Regions from separate parts of the Homo sapiens genome. Here region 1 is linked to region 2. A link is an interaction called in ENCODE POLR2A ChIA-PET data of the cell type or tissue named here. Cell type or tissue: MCF 10A. All regions are shown on one strand. Region 1 overlaps PLEKHA6 (pleckstrin homology domain containing A6). Region 2 has its middle 5.7 kb from the start of PPP1R15B.

Evidence for each region. Peaks named below come from ENCODE experiments on the same cell type or tissue, not always from the same donor. Only the 100,000 strongest peaks of a DNase experiment are listed, where the experiment ranks them.
Region 1: POLR2A ChIA-PET joins it to region 2 with 12 read pairs; 2 of 35 experiments call an interaction of 5 or more read pairs at or near these places.

What each region holds. Positions count from the first base shown.
Region 1 is chr1:204,285,346-204,290,345 of GRCh38, reverse strand. The region is part of intron 1 of PLEKHA6 (pleckstrin homology domain containing A6); the gene reads left to right. Among named protein-coding and RNA genes, the nearest start is that of PLEKHA6, 72 kb to the left of the region's middle. In MCF 10A, a CTCF peak has its summit at 3,371; DNase peaks (open chromatin) are centred at 1,905, 2,545 and 3,385.
Region 2 is chr1:204,415,023-204,420,022 of GRCh38, reverse strand. No RefSeq gene overlaps it. Among named protein-coding and RNA genes, the nearest start is that of PPP1R15B, 5.7 kb to the right of the region's middle. In MCF 10A, no CTCF peak of the experiment used is centred here; DNase peaks (open chromatin) are centred at 762, 2,292 and 2,762.

The DNA.
Region 1 (5,000 bases), 130 kb after region 2:
ATTTATCTATATATGTGTCTTTATGCCAACACTACATTGTCTTGATAACTGTAGCTTTATAATAAGTCTTGAAGTCAGGTAGTATAAATCCTCCAAACCTATTCTTCTTCAAAGCTTTTGAGTATTCTGGATCCTTTGAATTTCCATGTGAATGTTAGAATCAGCTTGTCAACTTTACAAAGATCTGCTAGGGTTTTGGTTGGCACTGTGTTGTATCCATAGAAAAATATGGGGAGAGTTGACAATTTAACAATATTGAGTCTCCTGATCCATGAAAACAGTATTTTTCTCCTTTTATTTGGATTTTATTTCACTTCTTTCAGCAATGTTTTATAGTTTTCAGTGTATAGGTCTTGCACATCCCTTGTCAAAAGTATCCCTTAATTTTATGCTATTATAAATGGTGTTTTAAAATTTCCTTTTTTCATTGTTTGTTGCCAGTATATAGAAATACAACTGATTTTTCTATATAGACTTTGTATCCTGAGCCTCTCCTCCCTTGCTTTGAAAATTGAATTTAAAAGAGCAGGAACCTGAAAATATCAAGGGGCAGGGCATTTGCATGACATGATAAACATTTACAATGGCTCTAAAAGCATGAGCATCTTTCTGTTCTAAGTCATAGATCATTTCAGTAGCAGCTCTACAGTAGCTGTGACTGTAAAGGATGGGAAGGAAGGGTGGTATAGTAAATTCTGACCCTACACAAGTAGAACACCTCCAGATCTCTGGGGTACTCTTGAGGGTGAATGGAGCAAGTGGGAATGCAGTGCAGCCCCTTTAAGGAACCCGGCCAGCCAGCCACCCCGCGGGCTGCTAGGAAGGCAGCCCAGGAGATAAGATAAGGCCCCCTGGCAGGTTTAAAGCAGGGTCCTGAGCCACAGTGGCTGGGCTACTGATAGGCAAACAGGAACCAGGGGTGATAAGGAGGAGGTGCCAGCTACTAAATCCGGGCTGGCAAGAGGAGGAGTAGCCAAATCACTCCTCTGGGGCCTGAAAGGAGAAGGGGCTATTAATTGTGGGTGTGTAGGGAGAGGGAACTTGTATTCTCTGTATATCCCATTTATGATCATGGTAAAAAAGAAAAATCCTACTGGGCTGTACTTAAAGGCACTCTGTTTCATATGGAGTAAATGCTCAATAAATATAGGCTTATTGAGTTCCTTATGCTCTAGTGAGATGCTCTGATATGGGGTTTAGAGACTACCTAATTTCTTCCTCAAATGAGGAAAATCCTGGCAAGGACTTACTCTCACAAGCCCGGCGCTGCTCATTTGCACACATCTGCATAGATTTGCATGTGTCCTGCTTGTAGATACTTTTAGATTTCCCCCAAATCAGTTGCCTATTTTTAAAGGATAAAGAGGGAATTTATCTCTTCTTGTTCTTGCTCACCTTCCGTCTGTATCCTCCAAAGACACTAAAATAATTTCTGCAACTTTGAACTATAAACAATAACTGTGGTTGCATAGTTTATGCAGATATGAAGCAGTTCCTTGACTGACAATGTGTTTCTCCTCTTAATCTCTATTACAATTCCTAGTGCTGCTCTCCAAACTTCTGAGTGGCGCAGAGAGACATTAAGGTAAAAAAATAAAAATAAAAACAAACCCTCTAGCTGAACAGCCAGGCTCAAATTGCTTAGAAAGCTTCAAGAATTAGTTCACTCTACCTGGACAGAGCAGTTAGAGGCAGTTCCATGGATCTGAAGACCACCTTCCCACTGCTTCCCATCCCAGGGCTAGGGATGCTGTGACTATCTTTGTCTGCTCTCCTTCCTCCAGGAATAAATAACAATATCATCCCTCCCCCAGATCCCAGTTCCTCTATTGGCCCGCCAGGCAAATATTTCATAATGTGGGCTCATCCAATTGGGCATCGTGCCAGAGCCAAACGCCTCAGGTTGCAAGTGTGCTCCAATCAGGCGGGGCGGCCTGGGTGGGACTAGAGGGCTCTCCTTCTCCACATGGGAGGCGGCAGCATTACTCAGGTGGATGGCATCAAGGTGGGAGTTGCTACTTTCTCAGGGCAGAGTAGAAGGGACAGGGCTGTCCATCAGCCAGCTCCGGCTGGCTGAGGCAACCCAGCACTGAAGGGGTTAAGGCCAGCCAGCATGTGTGGCTGTTAATGATTGCTACCCACCAGGGACCTGGTGAGTATTAAAGGAAAACCTTCTCCCTACTCCTCAGTGTGAAAGGAGTCAGGGCTAGAGGCAGCAGAGGGAACAGCAAAGAAGAGCCGGTGAGTAAGTGGTTATCTGTCTGGTCTATGTTTGTCTGGGTGGCTCTGGAACAGAAAAGGAAGCCTAGATATACCCATTCTATCAGCCAGAGTGGGCTTTTGTTACAACCAGATACAAATTCTCAGCTTGAGGCCAGATTCCAGTATCATTACTATTTATTAGAAGGAAATCTTTAAAATTATCTTAGTCCAAGGGAGTGAACTGCTCAGCGCAGAAGCCAGAGATACAAACCATTGTCTGTCCTGATGTCAAGACAATGGTTTTGTGTGGCCACCCTGAGCACAAAGCTGGAGCTGCTAGTCTTCCTCCTTCTCTCTGAGCCATTGTCTCCAGAGAGGCGCTCGGTAGCTCTGGTCAGAAGCAGCGTCGGCCTCTCTTGTGGGCCGATTTCCTGGATGGGGCCACGGGAGGAAGGTGGAGGGGACAGAGCCACAGGAGACTGGCATGGCTGTGCTCCTGGTTTTATCCTTTTACTTAGCAGAGTCAGGTGTGGTGAGATGTAGGGTAAGACAGAACCTGGCGGGGGTGGGTGCAGAGAGTTGCGGGGAGAACTCTTCACTCATTAAGAAGACAAGGTTGTCAGTTGAGAACAAAACTGAAATCCAGGGAGAAAGAGAACCAACCTTTTGCATTTAGATTTCTGTTGCCCCCATTCCCTCAACTTCCCCTTCAGGTCCCTCATCCCTTCAACCTCCAAAACATTTGTGCTCTTTGACCCTGGCACCTTCTAATGACAGTTTTGTGGAGGGGGTGTGGACAAGAATTCCTTGGCTTGGAGGAGGAGGTGGACGCACTGGCTTTTCTCAGCTGATGCTATCTCTCTGTGTGTGTACTCATGAATGCCCACGTGATTTAAAAAAAAAAAAAAAGAGGGAGACTGTCACCAAAAAGGAAGTGCTTACTTTACTCTCCTCCCGCCCCCAGCTAGGAGCCCTTTTGTTCCCTTGCCTCTTTCTTGGGAGGAAAGAGATTCGATGACATAGTGATGCTAGGTTGAACCTAGGGAGGAACTCGGGGCTCTGGAGAGCCTATTAGGTGGGAACAGGGTGCTCCCTGTGCCAGTTTAGAAAGCAGATTCGAGCGATAAGGTAAACCCAACCCCCTTGTGGCTTTCAGCTGTGGTGCTTCCTCTGGCTGGGCTGCCCATGGGCAAACAGAAACCAGGCACAATAGGGGGAAGGTGCCAGCCACTAGACCCAGCAGGGCGAGAGCAGAAGCAGCCAAGTTTCTGGGCATTTGAGGCCAAGAAAGAAGGGGAAGTAGAGTATAGGAGAGGAACGGGGATACTTGTTGTGTTCTGCCTCATATTGAGAGTCAGCCACAAATGTGACTAGCCAACCTCCATCCCTACACTCCCAGGAGAAGTATACTGGGATTGTTATTTCCAGGCAGGGCAGGGGGGCTTCATGGGGGATGCAAACTGTGCAGTTGCCCCACATGCTTGGTTTAATGCTCTGCTATTGCTGTCTTGAAATCCTTAAGTTTTGCACAAGGGGCCCGCAAATTGTGCAGCTGGTCTTATTTCCTGGCCCAGCCAGAAGTTGCAGGTGCAGAATAGTTGCTCATATACTCCAACAGGTGTAGGCAGGCTCACCTGTTACTCAGGTGTCACTTATGGAGGCCGGCTTCTGTCCCGGCTGGCACCTGTGCTGCATCCCTTTCCCTTTCCTCCTCTCTGTTCCCCTCCCAGAGTACTCTATTCCTCCTTGTCACAGCCTCCATGCCCAGTCTTTCTTCACGGCTGCTGCGTGGCAGGACAGGGGTGGGAACAGCAGTGTCCCTTGTCTGACTGCCTCCCTGCCTTCCTTCTCAGGCCCTCTCTTTTCCTTATCTGGGCTATAGCCAGCAGGTTCTCTAGGCTAGGTCTAGGCCTAGGAGCACCTCTTCCGTTCCTCTGAGATTGTCTTCCCTCCCCTCTGTAAGCCCCGGTTATCAGTGGATGCTCTCTGGCACCTGCTTCTTGTGATGTCTGCTTAGCAACAGGTTGTTTACCTGTGATTTCCATAGGATCCAGGTCTGGATGAGTGCTGGGTGGGGAAGGGGAGGTGCAGGGAAGGAAGAATCCTAAGCCTGCTGTCCTTGGTGGTACTTCCTCTACCCTGTCCTCCTCCATGCCAGCTTCTCCTGCTCTGGACCAAATGGCCCCACAGAAGACCTCCCTTTCCTCCTCCTCCCCCAAGCGTCAGCTAGAGGTTGGCCAATCCAGGAAGGAAAAGGAAAGCAGGAGGGAGGAACAGGTCCTCTGTGTCTCCAGCCTCCTCCCCAACTCTTCTTCCTTCTCCAACTCTTCTCTCCCAGCCTCCTTAAGCTGCTGGATGACCTTTTCCAGTGTTTCCTACCAGGCCAGTGCTGTTAGTAATGATACTTTCAAACTGTGCAGAGGAGTCTTAATGCATGTGATTTAAAAATAATGAGCCTGGCCAACACGGCGAGACCGTGTCTCTACTAAAAATACAACAAATTAGCCAAGCGTGGTGGCCCGTGCCTGACGTTCCAGCTACTGGGGAGGCTGAGGTGGGAGAATTGCTTGAGCTCAGGGAGCGGAGCCTGCGGTGAGCCAAAATCGCACTACTGAACTCCAGCCTGGGATACAGAACAAGAACGTGTCTCAAAAAAAACAAAAACAAAAACAACCAAAAAAAAACCAACAACAACAACAAAAACAACAAAAAACCCAAAAAAACGAAAACAATGGATTGTCCAGATTAATTCTGAGTGAACTTTGGAGTATATCATTTCTGATTTTTAACTTTTTGTT
Region 2 (5,000 bases):
CTCAGCACTTTGGGAGGCCAAGGCGGGTGGATCATCTGAGGTCAGGAGTTCGAGACCAGCCTGGCCAACATAGTGAAACCCCAACTCTACTAAAAATACAAAAATTAGCCAGGTGTGGTGGTGAACGCCTGTAATCCCAGCTACTCAGGAAGCTCAGGCAGGAGGATCACTTGAACCCAGGAAGTGGAGGTTGCAGTAAGTTAAGACGGCACCACTGCACTCTAGCCTGGGCAACAGAGAGAGACTCTTATCTAAAAAAAAAAAAAAAAAAAACCTGAAAAACGGTAATGTCTAATTTATGTTTTAAGGGATCATTCTTCTGGCTGCTGTTCGAAGCAAGAATGGAAGCAGAAGAGGAGGCTATTGTAGTCTAGGAGGGAAATGATGGTGGCTTGGGGATGGTAAAAGTGGTCAAATTCTGGATATATTTTGAAGGTAGAGCTGACAGGACTTGCTGATGGACTGCATATGGAATCGAGGGAAAGGGGAGTTGAGGTTGACTCCTCAGTGTGGAGCCTCAGAATGTAGGCAAAGAGTCCTCTGGAGGAATTACTGGGAGTGGGGAGGTAGGTTCAGTAGAGCTGAATCAAGACTACTGATTGTGATAAGTTTGAGACGTGTGATAGAAATCTAAGTGGAGAAATAATAGAATGGAATCTGAAGCCCAAGGGAAGTCAGTCTGGAAGTTTAGATATGGAAGTCATCAGCATTCAGATGGCATTTAATTCCATGGAATGAGATGAGATCACCCAGGTTAGAGAGGCATGTGGGTGGATTGAGGCCAACATTTAGAGGAGGAGGAGGAGCAGATCAATGGTGTCCTGGCAACCTAAAGAAAAGTATGATCAGTGTCCTGGGGCTGCCATAACAAAGTATCACAAACTGAGAGGCTTAAACAGCAATGTATTTCTGGAGGTTGGAAGTCCAAAATCAAGGTGTCTGCAAGGTTGATTCCTTGTGAGGGCTGTGCGAGAGTCTGTTCCATGTTTCTCTCCTGGCTTCTGGAGGTTTGCTGGCAATCTGGCATTCCTTGGCTTATATATGCATCAACCCAGTCTCTGCCTTCACATTGCCGTGGCATTCTCTCCCTGTGCATGCACATGTCTGTGTCCAAATCTCCTCTTTTTATAAGGACGCTGTCATCTTGGATTAGAGCCCACCATAATGACCTCATCTTAACTTGATCATCTGCAAAGAACCTATTTCCAAATAAGATCACATTCACAGGTACTAAGGGGACTTTAGTACTTTATCTTTAGGACTTTATCTTTTGGGGGACACAGTTCAACCCCTAACAGTCAAGAGGAGTGAACATAGCAAAGTGGTCTTGGTGACCTTGATAAGAGCTGCCTGAATGAGTGGTGGGGGTGAAAGCCACATTGGTGTAGGCTGGGGAGAGTATAGGTGAAGAGGAAGTGGAGACCATAAGCACTAACAACTCTCGAGAGGTTTCGCTCTGGTGGTGCAGAAGCTTGGAGGGGTGTGTATCTAGGGAAGGCTTTTTTTTATTATTTACTTTTTTTTGAGACAGAGTCTTGCTCTGTCACCCAGGCTGCAGGGTGGTGGTGTGTTCTTGGCTCACTGCAGCCCTAACCTCGTTGGCTCAAGCAGTCCTCCCACCTCAACCTCCTGAGTAGCTGGGACTACAGGTGTGAGCCACCACGCCCAGCGAATTTTTTAAATTTTTGTAGAGACAAGGTCTTGCTATGTCGTCCAGGCTGGTCTTGAACACTTGGGCTCAAGCCTTGGCTCAAGCCCCCTGCCTTGGCCCTGCAAAGTGTAGGGATTACAGGCGTAAGCCACCATGCTGGGTGGTCTTTTTATTTTTAATATAGCTGATATTAAGTTATGTAAATGTGAATGATCTATTAGTGAGAGAAACGTGTATGTTACTAGGGAGAAGGGATAAGAGAGGTCAGAATTCCTTAAGTGAAAATGGAGGGATGGCATCCAGGAGGTTTCTTGGGTTGTGGCAGGATTGAAGGCAGATTATGTGGGTCCAGATGCCGGTGGATTTGTTCAGGGAAAGATGAGGTGATTTATGTCCAGTTGTATCTGTTTTTTCTTGAAGTATGAGTGTGATCATAAACTGAGAATGTGTGTTTATGGGAAATGCTGGAAATTTGAAGAAAGAAGTATTGTGAGACAGTCTCAGAGTGTAGGAGAAGCAAAGCTTCTAGGGAACTGTGGTGGGAGTGCCTGGTGTCGATGAGATTGTGATCACAAGTATGAAGTGAGTCACTCAGCATGTCTGAGCGATCTTCTTAAGCAATGATTAGCTGCAAGGGTGCAGGCGCAGAATGCGTGAGTAGTTGGGTTTAACTAGGGTTGGAGTTTTGCCAGGGAGTAGAAGGGCAAGGGGGTAGTTTTAATACTGGATCATGGAAATTCATGCTGAGTAAGGAGGGAAATGAAGAGTGTGATGGATCACAAAAAGTGGTAAGAGCAATGGTTTGTGGTCTCTGAGGAGTTAACCAGCAGCTGAATAGGGTTATCAGGGCAGTGTGGATTGGTAGGAGGCGGCAGCCAGAGTGGGAGATACTGCGATATCAGATTTTGGAGCTGGTGGTGACTCCGAAAAAATCAAGAGCCATATACCCTTTACCTCAGTCTGGCAAAGTCTTTTAAAATAAACAGAATTAACTGAGGTTTTAATTTTCTCCGGCCAAAGTGCCAGTCAGCTTGCCAATGGAAGGACTTTTTGTCTTCACCAGCTTGCACACGGCCTTGGCAACATGTTATCTCTGTGTACAGATCTGGCCTCCCTCTGCCCTCTAGCAGGCTTGGGAAGGCTGAGTCACACTTTTCCAGCTGAGACGAACAAGGCAAAGTCACATATTCTCAGAGGCAGCTCTCAAATATTTTAATTTTTTAAACTTTTTTTTTCCATAAACTTTTGTAGACTGTTGCTCAGGTTCTTTCTTTCTTTTCCCTCCCTTCCTTCCTTCTCTCTCCCCTCCCTCTCCCCTCCCCCCACACTCCTGTCCCCCTCCTCTCCCCTTCCCTCTCCTCCCCCCCTTCTTCCATTCTTCCTTTTCTTCTTTCTTTCCTTTCTTCCTTCCTTCCTTTTCCCTCCCTCCCTCCCTTTCTTCTTCCTTCTTCCTTCTTCCCTTTTTTTCTTTCTTTCCCTCTCTCCCTCCCTCCCTTCCTTTCCTTTCCTTCTTCCTTTTCTTTCCTTCTTTCTTTCCCTCCCTCCCTCCCTTCTTTCCTTCCTTCCTTCCTTTCCCTCCCTTCCTTCCATTCCCTCCCTTCCTCCCATTCTTCCTTTCTCTTCTTTTCCTTTCCTTTCCTTCCTTTTCTTTCCTTTTTTTCTCTTTGTTTCCTTCCTTCCTTCCCTCCCTCCCTCCCTCTTTCTTCTTTTCTTTCCTTCCATCCCTTTTTCTTTCAAGACAGGGTCTCAGTCTGTCACCCAGACTGGAGTGTGGTGGCATGTTCTCAGCTCACTGCAGCCTCAACCTCCTGGGCTCAAGTGATCCTCCCACCTCAACCTCCTGAGTGGCTGGGAACACAGATGCACACCACCACACCTGGCAAATTTTTTGTAGAGATGGGGTTTTGCCATATGTTGCTCAGGCTGGTCTTGAACTCTTGGGCTCAAGCAATTGACCCACCTCCCAAGTGCTAGGATTACAGGCATGAGCCACCATGCCTAGCCCAAATACTTTATGATTGCATTTTCCCTCTTTAGAACTTCTAACATAAGGAAGAATAAAAATTATATATCCAATGACTACATGGGGAAGGGGAGTTCCATTCAAGAAAGTTTTAAGAAATTGTTTTCAGGGGTGTGTGGTGTCAGTCAGTGACAAAGTTGAGAGTGGAATGCAAGAGGCTTGGTCTTAAGGAAGACGACATTATTTTAAAGTATTATTACTCTTCCATTCATTCAACAAACATTTATTGGGTACCTATTATGTACCAGTCAACATACTACCTCAGTGGTTCTTAAACTTTTTGGCCTCAGGAAAAAGTTTATACTCTTAAAAAGTATTGAGGGCCCCAGCCAGGTGTGCTGGCTCATGTCTGTAATCCCTGCACTTTGGGAGGCTGAGGCAGGCAAATTGCTTGAGCTCAGGAGTTTGAGACCAGCCTGGGCCACATGGCAAAACCTCATCTCTACTAAAAAGAAAAAAAACCCCAACTTGGGCAACCTGGTGAAACAGTCTCCACTAAAAAAATATAAAAATTGGCCGGGCATGGTGGTGGGTGCCTGTAATCCCAGCTACTTGGGAGGCTGAGGCAGAAGAATCGCTTGAACCTGGGAGGTGGAGGTTGCAGTGAGCTGAGATTACACCACTGCACTCCAGCATAGGCAACAGAGCAAGACTCCATCTCAAAAATGTAATAATAAAATGAAAAAAAAAAAACAACAGGTGTGGTGGTACACACCTGCTATGCCAACAACTTGGGAGGCTGAGGTGGGAGGACTGCTTAAGCCTGGGAGATCAAGGGTGCAGTGAGCCGTGACTGCACCACTGCACTCCAGCCTGGGCAATACAGCAAGATCCTGTCTCAAAAAAAAATTACTAAGGACCCCAAATAACTATCTTTATACCTTTATGTGGTTTATAGCTATCAATATTTCCTATTTATGAATTCAAGACCGAGGAACTGAAAAATGTTCATTTAGGCTGGGTGTGGTGGTGTGCACCTGTCGTTCCAGCTACTTGGGAGGCTGAAGCAGGAGGATTGCTTGAGCCCAGGAGTTCAAGGCCATAGTGTGCTGTGATTGCCCCTGTGAATACGCACTGCACTCCAGCCTGGGCAACATATGAAACTCTGTCTTTAATGAAAAATACAATAAAATTTTAAAATTCATTTAAAAATAACCAATTACATGTTAATTTTTTTTTTTTTTTTGAGGCAGGATCTCACTCTGTTGCCCAGGATGGAGTGCAGTGGCACAATCTTGGCTCACTGCAACCTCTGCCTCCCAGGCTTGAGCAATCCTCCCACCTCAGCCTCCTGAGTAGCTGGGACCACAGGCGTGCACCGTCATG